Linked DNA regions of Homo sapiens: all the other regions are linked to region 2. Evidence: chromatin contacts called from ENCODE Hi-C or POLR2A ChIA-PET data. All regions are on one chromosome and are shown on one strand. The core of a region is the stretch at or near the end of the contact, and the rest is flanking DNA. Distances in the headings are between cores, read along the strand shown. Region 1 holds the start of ZSCAN16 (zinc finger and SCAN domain containing 16). Region 2 holds the start of ZSCAN23 (zinc finger and SCAN domain containing 23). Region 3 holds the start of ZKSCAN8 (zinc finger with KRAB and SCAN domains 8).

Region 1 (4,195 bases), core at 180-2,679, 320 kb after region 2:
AGCCTTCCAAACAGGCATAGAATCAGTCTAGTGACTCTCCTCTCTTTACCCAGCCACACTTTAATTATTTGACATAGGTAGTCAGGTCCCTTCCTATGCCTTGTTCTTTAGAGGATAAATATTTTCAGATGTTCTTTCATATGCCTTTTGCTTTGGCTCCATCCATATCCCCTGATCACTCACAGCCAGATGACTGCCCCTTCACACCTGCTTTCCAGGTTCATCAAGCTCTCTCTCCAGATCCTCCAGTACCGTCACTGCCTCCTCTCCAGTCTCTGGATGGTGTGCACGCACCCATGCTTGCAGGTCTTTAGGAAGAATGCTCAGGAACTGTTCTAGCACCAGCAGGTCTAAAATCTGCTCCTTGGTGTGGCATTCTGGCCTCAGCCACTGACGGCAGAGCTCCCACAGCTGGGTAAGAGCTTCACGGGGTCCAGGTGCATCCTGATAGCAGAGCTTCCTGAAGTGTTGTCTATAGAGTTCCCTCCTGTGAGGACTGCACTTTTGTGAGCTGGAATCCTGTCCCCAGTAATGGTCCTCTGCCTTAATTATCAGAAGTCCTTTTTGGTCCTCAGGTTCCAGGGCTGTGGTCATTCTGGGCTTTGCCAGGAGATTTATCCTCTATCTGGGATTGAGTCAAAGAGAATCTCTTAGAATCCTGCCTCAGAGACACTCCTAAGGCATAAAAAGTTGTTACCATAGAGAAATTACAAAAATTTCTGTGAACATAAACACATCATAATGAAGCCAAGCCACCAGAAGTCAATCAGAGAAAACAGTCTTATAGGAAGCTGAAACAAAACAAAACAAAACAAAACAAAAAACAGTGACGCAGGGATATGATTTGAATCTGTGCTCTATTGTGTAACTTAGAGGAAGTTATTTATCTGGACTAGAACTACAGATCCTCAGGTACAATTCTCATGTGTGTTACAGGGTTGATATACAGATTACATGAGAACGTATGCAACGTCCCTGGCATGGCAGCGGGCACTAGTAAGCACTAAATAAACGCCAAGTATTATTAACGGCTTTGTTAAAAGGCTCTTCATTCTGTTACCATGAGATGCACGGGCCAGCTTGTGCCCCCAGGATTCACTGGTTATAGGATATGTGTGCCAACCCTGGAAGGGGATCAGACAGATGCCTCTGCAGAGGAACCCGCAACCAGTGTCCCCCTTCCACCCATCCTCTCCCGGAAGGCTGGGCCAAATCCTCTCCTGTAGATCTGTTGGGGGGCGGAGGGAGGGACAGGAGTGTTACACTCTGCCCGCGACAGGGAGGTGTGGGGAGGGTGTTGCTGCTGACCACAGCTGCGTCTTGTCCCCTTTTCTCCACCTGGGAGCCGGGAGACACTCACCTTACGCGCAGGGAGGAACAGGTGCAACAGCTAGCGTCCTTTGGACAGCCCCGAACAAAGACTAGACTCAAAGACACCAATCGGCGCCCGGCCGCTTCAGCCGGGCACTTCCGGGCCGCTCTAGGAAGCTTCGCCTCTGTGGCAGCTTGAGTGCTTGCCTCCTCGGCCCTAGCCAGTGGAGGACCCGGCTTTTACGCCTCGTATTGATGGGATTGCGGGATCTGCGAGCAAGTCTTATTTGTACTTCTTTAAAACGTTTTTCGGTTTAATTATTGAGTAATATGGATAAGTAATGCATTCACATACATTTATTAAAAAGAGTAAATGTCCCCCAGCGTCTAGTTTGACAATATTTTTCGTGACTTGTATATCCTTCCGTAGATATATTACACCGTTATAGATTGTCCGCGCTTTTTCCCCTCTGCACAAATAGTAGCACTTCTGTACCTTTCTTATTTTTCTTTTTACCAGGTGGTCTTGGTAAAGGCTGTACATAAGTGTTTCCTTGATCTTGCTCTTTTTTAAACAACTGCACGGTATTCAACTGTGTATTATGTTCTATAATTTGTTAATAAGTACCCCATTGGTGGTCATGAGGTTGTTTCCAATTCTTCTTTTTCAAACATTGCTGCAATAACTTACTGTGAACTCACATCATTTTTCATGTGTAAGGATATATCCATAGTCTGTATGTCTAGAAAGGGAATTACTACAGCATAGAATAGGGAAATTTGTACTTTTGTTAATGCCAAATCACCAATCATAGGATCTACTAGCAGTATTCTTATTTACCTATACTTGTCAACACAGTGTTATAAAATATTTTGATCTTTGCCAAATTGATGGGTGAAAAATGCTCTTAGTTTTTTACTCCCTCTTCTCCTTTCTTACACAAATATTGATTTATCTACTATGCCAGGCACTATTGTGGAAGCTGGAACTAATTTTGAGCAAAACAATGCCCTTCCTTTCATGGAATTTATAATCTTGTGTGTGTGTGTATGTGTGTGTGTGTGTGTGTGTGTGCTGGGGAGGCAGGCAATAAACCAAAAAATATACATAGTGTATAGAGAGTGGATATCAGTTCTAAGGAGAAAATAAAGGAAATAGGGAATTTGGGGTGAGAATGAAGTGATGCAATTTAAATAGGATATTCATGGAGGACCTGACTAGGAAATTGACATTTGAGCAAAGATTGAGGGAGCTGAGGGAATGGGCCATCAGGGATAAAGATGTTTCAGGGAGAGGGATAACAAATGCAAAAGCCTGGAGTGGAGTGTGTTTTAAGTATTTTGGGCAAAGGAAGGGTGCTTGTTTTTCTGGAGCTGAGTGAGCAAAAGAGCGTTGGGTGGAGAGATAGTGAGAGCCTTGGGTGAGTGCAAGGGTATTTTTACTCTAAAATGATAAAATGATAAGCTACTCAGTTTATTTTCTTTTCTCTTTTCTTTCCTTTTCCTTTGTTTTAGGAGATGGGTCTCACTCTGTCACCCAGACTGGAGTGCAGTGAGTGGTGCGATCATAGCTTACTGCAGCCTGAAACTCCTGGGCTCAAGTGATCTTCTCGCCTCAGCCTCCTGAGTAGCTGGAGCTACAGGTGTGAGCTACCCAGCATGGCTCATTTGAGATTTCTGAGTAGAGAAGTAACATGATTAAACTTGGGTATTGAGATTATTATTTTGGCTGCTATGTTAACAGTAGACTTGAATGTGAAGGGGTTGGGCAAGGGCAGAAGCAGGGAGACAGGTTGGAAAGTTGGAGTGGGAAGGGCCTTTTTAAGAATAACACAAACCCCTAAAGACATAAAACTGAAAAGGCCATGGAGGAAAAGATAAATGAAACTGGCCTTGTAAAATTGAAATATTTGAATGAAAAAAGTAAAAATAAAATATAAACTAAAAGTAAAATATGCCACACATCTAAAAGACACAGCTGATTTTCCTGATATACAAAGACCTTTTATCTTACCAAAAAATAAAAATATGAACAAGCCAATAGAAAAATAGACAAAGTACTTAACCTGCATGCATTTATTGTCAGGCCTCTGACAATATGATACTAAGCCATCATAGCCCCTGTGACCGCCACGTATACATCCAGATGACCTGGAGCAACTGAAGAACCACAAAAGATGGCATTCCACCATTGAGATTTGTTCCTGCCCCACCCCAACTAATCAATCGACCTTGTGACATTCCCCCTGCCCCCGACAGTGAGTCTCATGATCTCCCCACCCAGCACCTTGGCACCTTGTGACCCCCGCCCCTGCCCACAAGAGATAACCACCTTTAACTGTAATTTTCCACTACCTACCCAAATCCTATAAAACTGCCCCACCCCTATCTCCCTTTGCTGACTCTCTTTTTGGACTCAGCCCACTTGCACCCAAGTGAAATAAACAGCCTTGTTGCTCACACAAAGCCTGTTGGTGGACTCTCTTCACACAGACTCACTTGACATTTATAGAACACAAAATTAAGAATAGTGAATATGAAAAGGTTCACTAATAAGAATTTAAACAAAACAAGAAAGATTTTTAAGATTGCTAAAGACAAACGATTTATAATATTCAGTGTTAGGAGGTGTGTGGATATACAGGCATACTTAGTTTTACATTTTTAGAAGGTAAGACTTATTTAGAAGGTAAGAAGTTGTCCATACCCCTTGATTCAACAACTTAGCTTCTTGGAATTATCCATATAGAAATGCTTACATAAATGTTTGAACGTATGTACAAAGAAGCACTATTTATTTAAATTGGGAAACTTGAATGCCTAACATTTGGAATTTAAATTTTTATATGTCTATTCATTAAAATACCACCCAGTTTTTAGAAAC
Region 2 (3,823 bases), core at 1,123-3,622:
AGAAACAAATGCTCCTAACCATATATCGTTTAAAATATAACCACAGAGAAAATAATTAATTCAAATAAGGTATTTATACAGCTATACTCCCTTAATGGGATATAATTCAAAAACAAAACAAGCAAAGAAATTTTGAATTCTACATAGTAGATATGTTATTGCTAGTGATGTATTGGTATTATAATCTTGAAACTATTTTGTTTATAAGAAACTATTTTGTTTGAGTGAATTTATTTATGCTGTTGGGAGCCAGAGTTTTCACTGTGGGTGAAAAGAAAAAAAACAAATGTGCAACGGTGAAAAATGTAAAAGAATTCTGTGGAGTTGTTTTTGAACAGAAAGTATCTTATAAAATCCTCCATATATATATTATATATGTATATGGAGGATTTTATATCTGTATATAATATATATTATGTACATAATATATAGTATATAATATATTATATATGTTATATATAATACACATATATATAATATAAAATCCTCCGTATATAATATATAATATATAGGATAATATGTAATATGTATTATATATAATATATAATATATGATATATAGGATAATATATAATACGTATTATATATAATATATTATATATATAACATATTCATATATTCTAGCTCTTGTACACTGAAGGAGCCTAGAGGCAATAATATGTCCTAGTAGTGAGAGGTGAAGCTGGCTGGGCTTCCGGTTAGGGTGGGGACATGGAGAACTTTTCTGTCTAGCTAAAGGATTGTAAACACACCAATCAGCACTGTGTCTAGCTGAAGATTTGTAAATGCACCAATCAGCACTCTGTGTCTAGCTGAAGATTTGTAAATGCACCAATCAGCACTCTGTAAAAATGCACCAATCAGCACTCTGTGTCTAGCTAAAGGTTTGTAAACACACCAAGCGGCACTCTGTAAAGATGGACCAATCAGCACTCTGTAAAATGGGCCAATCAGCAGGATGTGGGCGGGGCTGAATAAGGGAATAAAAGCTGGCTACCACCCCCGCCCCAGTCAGCAGTGACAACCTGCTAGCATTGATTTTTGTGCTGTGGGATCTTTGTTCTTTCCCTTTTCACAATAAAACCTTACCACTTTTCAGTTTTTGGGTCTGCACTACTTTTAAGCATTGTAATGCTCACTACGATGGTCTGCAGCTTCAGTCCTTAAGTCAGCGAGACCACGAACCCACCAGAAGGAAGAAGCAACTGCAGGCACGCCACCCTTAGGAGTTGTAACACTCACTGCAAAGGTTTACGACCTCACTCCTGAAGTCAAGTGAGACCACGAACCCACCGGAAGGAAGAAACTCTGGACGCATCTGAACAGCAGAAGGAACAAAGTCCAGACACACCATCTTTAAGAACTGTAATGCTCACCGTGAGTATCCGCGGCTTCATTCTTGAAGTCAGAGCAGGAACCCACTGGAAGGAGCCAATTCTGGACACAGTAGACTGGCAGGAACCAATGCCAGACACAGTAGCAATGAGGTTATTCATTGCCCGAAATCCAGATCTTGGTTTCTATATACCATTTTTCACTGATGTACTGTAGCTTCATGAAGCAATGGTGATTCTAGGTTTAGGGTAGGAATAGTATAAAATGGGACTGAAATATCTTTTGTGAGAAAGTGAAGTGCACAAAAACTGTTGGGAACTTATCAAAGGACATAGAAACCTGTTTGTGGCCGGGTGCGGTGGCTCACTTCTGTAATCCCAGCCCTTTCGGAGGCCGAGGGAGCGGATCACTTGAGGGACAGGAGTTCAAGACCAGCCTCACTAAGGCATAGTGGTGTGTTCTTGTAATCCCAGATACTCAGGAGGCCGAGACAGGAGGATCACTTGAACCCGGAATGCGGAGGTTGCAGTGAGCTGAGATCGCATCCACTGCACTCCAGCCTGGAGACTTTGTCAAAAAAAGAAAAGAGAGGGAGCAGTGTGAAAGGGCTCCAACTGACCAAATTTTAAATAATTTGAGCATCAACATAATAATAACAGTAATTATTTGTAAAGGAATCCATGAGTTCATCGTGATAAAATGAGACGGCAGGGAAAAGAAAGGGTATTCTTTGCAGGAAATGGCAACTAATAAATGTAGAAATGTGCTTCAGTTTCCTCACCTGTTAAATGGAGATAATTGTACCTAACTCACAGGGTTGTTATGCGGGGTAATGAATTAATACGTGTTAAAACACTATGTTGGCCGTTATTATATTGCCGCGTGGAAGACAATGTGTCACCTAGTATCTCACTTAAGACTACAGACGGGATTCAGAGTGACGACCACAGAGGTGTGGAAACCTCCGGCCTTCCTAGAAGGAACACAGCCGGAACCGCTGTTTCGCGGAGAGCGGGCCGCGGTGACGCATTTCCGGCCTTTGTAGTTTATCATTCTTTGGGCTGCGGTTGTCAAGGATTCAGAGCAGATGTGATCTGCGCTAGGTGGCATCTCCTCTCACGGATGCCTCGGTGAGCTTCGGAGTCGGGCTACCGCTGAGGGGCTTCGGAAGGGCCAGTCTGTGCACTGCGACCTGGACTGGGTGTGGGGATTTGGCGGCAGGGTCTTCTTGGCCAGAGATGGGCCGGGCAGGTGAAGGGCAGAGGAGGTTGCTCCGCAGCCTGGAAGGGCTTTGTTAACCAAAAGTCAGCGTCGTTGCCCCTACCCCTTTCCCCCACCCTATGTCTGTTCCTGAGCTCTTCAACCTCTCTGCCCTGTACTGATGGCACTCTGAACTCTCCGTATCTGCATCTTAGGATTCAAATAGATTCGGATATGAAGAAATGTTTGTATTTTCCGATGTCTTATTCTCTACTGTGGACTTATTTTAAAGAATGAGCAGGGATAGTTTTAAACTATGCCACAGCCTTTCTTAGTCTAACTCACATAGTATAAAGGCTCTTGCTGCTATCGAATTTTTTAAAAGAATAAATAGCATCTACTATGTGCCAGCCCAGCACTGTTCTAAGCACTTTACAAATATTATCTGCTTCTCATAACTCTATGAGATAGACACTATTATTATGTAGACTACACCCCACCTCTCTGTCCCGCCCCTTTTTAAAATTAACATACAAGAAGAAAATGAAGTTAGTAACTTGCCCAAGGTCGTAGAGCGAGTAAGGGGTGTAGGCAGGATTCAAATACAGGCAATTTGGCTCCAGACTCCATTTTCTTAAAACCTTTGCTATGCTAACTCCACTCTGTTCCTATATTAGCTTTACAGCTATAACCCGGGAAGTTACTTCGCTCATTTGAATCCCGTCCTTCTTTTGTACCTCAGTAGTCCTGGGCTTCTAGTTAGGATTTGATTGGAGAGAATATATCTGAAGACGTATATCTTTCAGTGTTTCTGCAAACCTGATGAAACAGCCGTTTTATTGGTTTGTGTGCATGTTTTCACCCACTCATCTTGTTCTTTGAGCAATAGAAAAAGATTACAGTCTTGGCCCTAAGGGAAAGTAGCAACTATTAATTAAACTACCATTGTACCAAAATTGTACATTATCTTATTAAAAGATTAATTTGCATGTTTATATGCCAGGTTTTGTGCAAAAACACTTTGTATGCATTATCTCATTTAATATTCTCAACAAGTTGGCAAGGCAGTTGTTGACCTCATTTCATATATGAGCTTGAGGCTTAGAAAAATCAACTAACTTGCCCAAGATCACTGCGTTAAAATTCACAGATGGCCTGGCACTATGGTTCATGCCTGTAATCCCAGCACTTTGGGAGGCCGAGGTGGGCAGATCACGTGAGGTCGGGAGTTCGAGACCAGCCTGACCCATATGGTGAAACTCCATCCTACTAAAAATGCAAAAATGAGC
Region 3 (4,312 bases), core at 1,715-4,214, 300 kb after region 2:
TGACCTCGTGATCTGCCCGCCTCGGCCTCCCAAAGTGCTGGGATTACAGGCGTAAGCCACTGTGCCCGGCCTAAAATCATTCAACTCTTAACTCTAATTTATCTATTACCTTTTTCATGAGTTCTTCTCTGTCATCCCCCTGCCATTTGTCATTCCTACCAAAGCATTTTTAACATGGTCCAAATATAGGACTTATCACATTGTGAGAATGTGGCCATGGCCTTATTGCAAATGTTTGTTGACAGAGGTGACCATTATCTTTGTATTTCAAAGATACTGTAGAGAATGAAGAAGAGTGTAAGTAAAGGTAGCATACCCTAAACCAGTTGTCATGAGATGCTAACATCAAGATAAAACCAGAGACCTATAGTCCACAAAGAAGAGATAGGTACTTAGGAAAAAAATCAGATTACTGTACATACAGTTCCCCATACGGATCATCAAGGCAGTGCTTATCTTTTCAGTTTTTGGAGTTGTGGCACGGGGCGAGGGGGGTTGGTTTATAGACTCTTCAACCTAAAGAAAACACAGAACTTCTTTCCAGCAAAATGTCCACAGATACAAAATTGTATACTCAATTTCGGCAGAGTTCACAGACTCAAAGGCCATCCAAGAATGCCAGGAAGGTTAAAAACAAACAAACATACAAACAAATCCTACATAGAGAGTGTGTACAGAAAAGAAAGGGAATTTGAAAATTATTTTTCAAGTTAGACAAGGCCGGGAACAACAGGGTGGAGAGTAAACTACAGATCAGAAGAACCAAGGAGCAAAAGATATGGTTAAATATATCAATTAACATTGGGGGTATAGTTCATTGATTATGACTTTACAGGAAAGTGGAGGAATTTGCTAGAATAGTGAGATTTGGGGGAAGAGTGAATTTGAGGAAGATGCTGAGATTTTGTTGAGAAAGGGTAATCAATTTGGTTTTGACAATTTGTTTTTGTTTGAATAAATTATCTATAATTTTAAGATAATTTATTTTAAAATGGTCTTAGCTAATTTTAAAATAATTTAATTTTTCAAATCAAAACAAACTCTTAAATTTTCTTAAAATAGCTACTTATGGTTTAATGTTAAAAACTTAAAGGTCAATACATGGGACATAAATTCTGTTTAGAATGTGATGTTATATAGTGGTAGTCTTACCATGTTTTCTTATAAATTTCCTTAAAGCCAAGGTTCATTTTTAACTACTGAACAACTGGCCATCTATTACTGAGCAATCCTCATCCATAATGGCTATAAAATATTATTATTATTATTTAGGGACAGGGTCTCACTATGTTGCTCAGGCTTGAGTGCAGAGTCTATTCACAGGTGCAATCCCACTACTTACCAGTACAGGAGGCTATAAAATATTTTAATGTGAAGTGCGCAGCATTCAAGAACTTTATATTGTTGATGTGGTATTAAAAAGTCTCAATAACAACACTGATGAAAACCAGCTAATTATCAGGTTTGTTCATTTTTTATACCAAATCAGCCAACAGGTCTTGCCCATTGCTCATCTTGATTATTCTATTTAGTGGCTAATTTTCCATTTTTTTAAGTCTCTTCCCTCTCTGATCAGCTGGTTTTTGAGAATTACAACCTATAAATAACTGAGTGCAAAATTACTCCAGTATGTACCTTCCTCTCAGTTTTGTGCGTACATGTCTGTATTAAGTTGGTGAGCACTTTGTGGATACAGACTGATTTTTACATAGTCTCCTTAAAGAACACCTAGTCAAGTTTACATGAGTTTAAAAGGCAATCTTTAAAGCTTCCTCTGGATTTTAAATACTGTAATCCTGTGAGATGCTGAAGGCACAACTCAATTTTAACAGTATTATTTTTTCAATAGTTGTGGAAGGAATGTATTCTTCCTTCAGACTATGTCTAATTTGAGAAATGTTTGGGAACTGAAAACAAAACAAAAAAGACATTTTCCAGGATTTAAAATCCAAGAAAAAGTAGGTGAAGCCAATACTATGCTTTGTTATCTCAAATTGCATTAGCTGAAAGTTTTAATTAACATCTATCACATTTTACATTTAAACAACAGAAATTCAAAACATGTATGTATTTGCTAAAACAATGATTGCTACGTAAATATACTCAACGGAACTAACAAACAACAGAAATATGTTTTTAAAGGTGGTGGTGGCAGTCAAAGTAGCCTGACAAAAATTACTCATGACTAACCAGAGTTTTGGAAATGGGGCCCTCCCAGAGTTCCTCGTTGGCTAACTTCAGTTTGCTTTAACAAATGAAATAGGCATTCTGATAATGTTGAATTCTGAATTACCCTGAAATTAAAAAAAAAAAAAAACTTTCGTACAATTATCTAGTCAACACACCACCAGTTTCTGAATACACTAAAGAAAGAAGAGTAACAGCAAAAATTGGTTTCCATGGATAAACGGGGCTTCCAAAAGCAAAATATGTCTTTTTTAAAAACTGAGAATTTTGTTGTGACCTAAACGCAAAAGAGCGCTAAGTGAAAACAATTCAGACTCTGGAAATAGTTGGATAAAAAATAACATGGGGGGGGCGTTCCCCATTTTAAGATAAACAAGATCGACTACAAAAACATACCACAACACGATTATCTATGAAGAAAGCTTCATAAAAGGTTCCCTCGCAAAAAGTTCAAGGGCAATTCGTGGGGACGTACTCTGCCTGCAACAGCAACTAAGGCGTCAGAATCGGTCCGCGGCGCCGAACACCGCACAGGCCCCTCTCCGGACCCCTCAGGCCAGTCCTCAGCTGCGGCCTGGACCAGCCACAAAGCACCCACTTTCCTCCGGCCCAGAGCCCGACCGTACTCACTGTGAGTTGCAGAGGCGCCCCGTCGTGGGGAAGGGAGGCTGCAACGGATAAACAGACTCGAAGGAAGGTCGGGGAGTAAAGGCGATGAAAGCTGTACTCGGACCAGGCCCCTCCGGCCACTAACTTCTAAATCTGCGGAGGCACAACACCGGCCAGCACGCATCTTGCCCCAAAGGCACTTCCGGAAGCTCTCTAGGAGTCCTGGAGGTCTACAAGCTCTATGGTCGGCCGACTGAGGGTACCGGAGTACCACGCCCCTCACCTGCTGTGTGCTGTGCCTCGGGTTCCTCCCGCGTCTGCGTGCCTCAGGCTTGCGCTGTCGCTGGGGCAGTGAACGTGCTGGGGAATAACGGACCTTGGTGTCCCCTCCGCCTTGTGTGCCCATGCAGCTCCGCGCGCTCGCTGTCAATAGTAACGGTCCCCTGGGGGTAGATATCGGACGTGGGGAGGCTGGAGCTGTGAATAGGAGGCTGGGAAAGTGTTGGAGGAGGGAGCACTTCATGGATCCTTAGGATTCCAACTGGATTCGCGTTTGGCTCCGTTACATACCCTGTACTTTACTGTTCTCGATTCATAAACATATCCAGACCTCTCACATAGAGTACAAACTTCATGAGGAATTCCTGCTAATCACAGTTCATAGTTTTGTGAAATCCCTATGGCATGGCACTTAGGAATAGCATATTTTATTAAGTATTCAAAAAAATCGTAATTAAATATATATTCTTTTTGGATCTTTACATATTTCCCACTCTTTCCTATCTTAATGAATTTCTATCGCTTACAGCATCTGCTTTGCTGCTTAGCTGTTTTAATGCTAAACCTATGATGTAAGCTTGAAGAGTAGACCCTAGGTTTAATACCACAAGATATGGGGAACAAATCTATGTTCATTCTTTCTTTGTTAGTCTTTTTTTCTTTTTTTGCCTTTTTTTTTTTTTTTTGAGACAGGGTCTCTATTGCAGAGTGTAGTGGTGTGATCATAGCTCACGGCAGACTCAACCTTCTGGGCTCAAGCAGTCTTCCCACCTTAGCCCCCCAAGTAGCTGGGACTACAGGTGTGCACCACCCTCAGCTTAAAAAAGAAAATTTGTAGAAACGGGGTGGCGGGGCGGGGCGGGGGTCTCACTATGTTGCCCAGGCTGGTCTTGAACTCCTGGGCTCAAGTGATCCTCCTGCCTCAGTCTCCCAAAGTCCTCGGATTACAGGCATGAGACACCACCCTGGCCCTGTGTTCATTCTTTACAGACCTGTTGCATTAGAGCTTTTTAACTTTTGAGACTAATAGGATTTCAGGGGTGGAGGTTGTGGCAAGTGTTATTTTTTGTTGTTTAAGTCTCATGTATTTATTTCCTTCAGCACCTTTCCCAACCACCTATTATTGAGTTCTCAGGGCTCCTCCAATTTTCACCTTAATTTCCCTCTTTATCTGCTCCTGCTGGTAGCCACCACCAACATTTCTATCCCTTCCCAATTACTAACTCCCCAATATTTT

What was found. Hi-C counts contacts between places; a loop is a spot of excess contacts on that map. ChIA-PET counts read pairs that join two places held with the same protein, here RNA polymerase II (POLR2A). Pooled maps may share reads with other maps.
Region 1: a loop to region 2 is called in a map with no recorded cell type, with 8 times the contacts of the local background. The contact joins the promoter of ZSCAN16 here to the promoter of ZSCAN23 in region 2. A Hi-C loop is called at or near these places in 10 of 37 single-sample maps with no recorded cell type and 16 of 50 pooled maps. POLR2A ChIA-PET finds 5 or more read pairs at or near these places in 3 of 52 experiments (BJ, H1 and WTC11).
Region 3: a map of naive thymus-derived CD4-positive, alpha-beta T cell shows a loop between it and region 2 (7-fold over the local background). The contact joins the promoter of ZKSCAN8 here to the promoter of ZSCAN23 in region 2. A Hi-C loop is called at or near these places in 2 of 168 maps with a recorded cell type or tissue (both naive thymus-derived CD4-positive, alpha-beta T cell), 8 of 37 single-sample maps with no recorded cell type and 17 of 50 pooled maps. POLR2A ChIA-PET finds 5 or more read pairs at or near these places in 2 of 52 experiments (PC-9 and WTC11).

Annotation. Positions count from the first base shown.
Region 1 is chr6:28,121,843-28,126,037 of GRCh38, reverse strand. ZSCAN16 (zinc finger and SCAN domain containing 16) reads right to left here and starts at 1,429. Exons shown (of 4, transcript NM_025231.3): 1 at 1,361-1,429; 2 at 208-625. The coding sequence starts at 594. ZSCAN16-AS1 (ZSCAN16 antisense RNA 1) reads left to right here. Exons shown (of 2, transcript NR_103456.1): 2 at 2,827-4,195. RefSeq lists an enhancer at 1,284-1,785.
Region 2 is chr6:28,442,040-28,445,862 of GRCh38, reverse strand. ZSCAN23 (zinc finger and SCAN domain containing 23) reads left to right here and starts at 2,372. Exons shown (of 4, transcript NM_001012455.2): 1 at 2,372-2,464. RefSeq lists enhancers at 2,190-2,269, 2,440-2,489, 2,063-2,573.
Region 3 is chr6:28,140,535-28,144,846 of GRCh38, reverse strand. ZKSCAN8 (zinc finger with KRAB and SCAN domains 8) reads right to left here and starts at 2,964. Exons shown (of 6, transcript NM_006298.4): 1 at 2,818-2,964. RefSeq lists enhancers at 2,703-2,822, 2,833-2,952.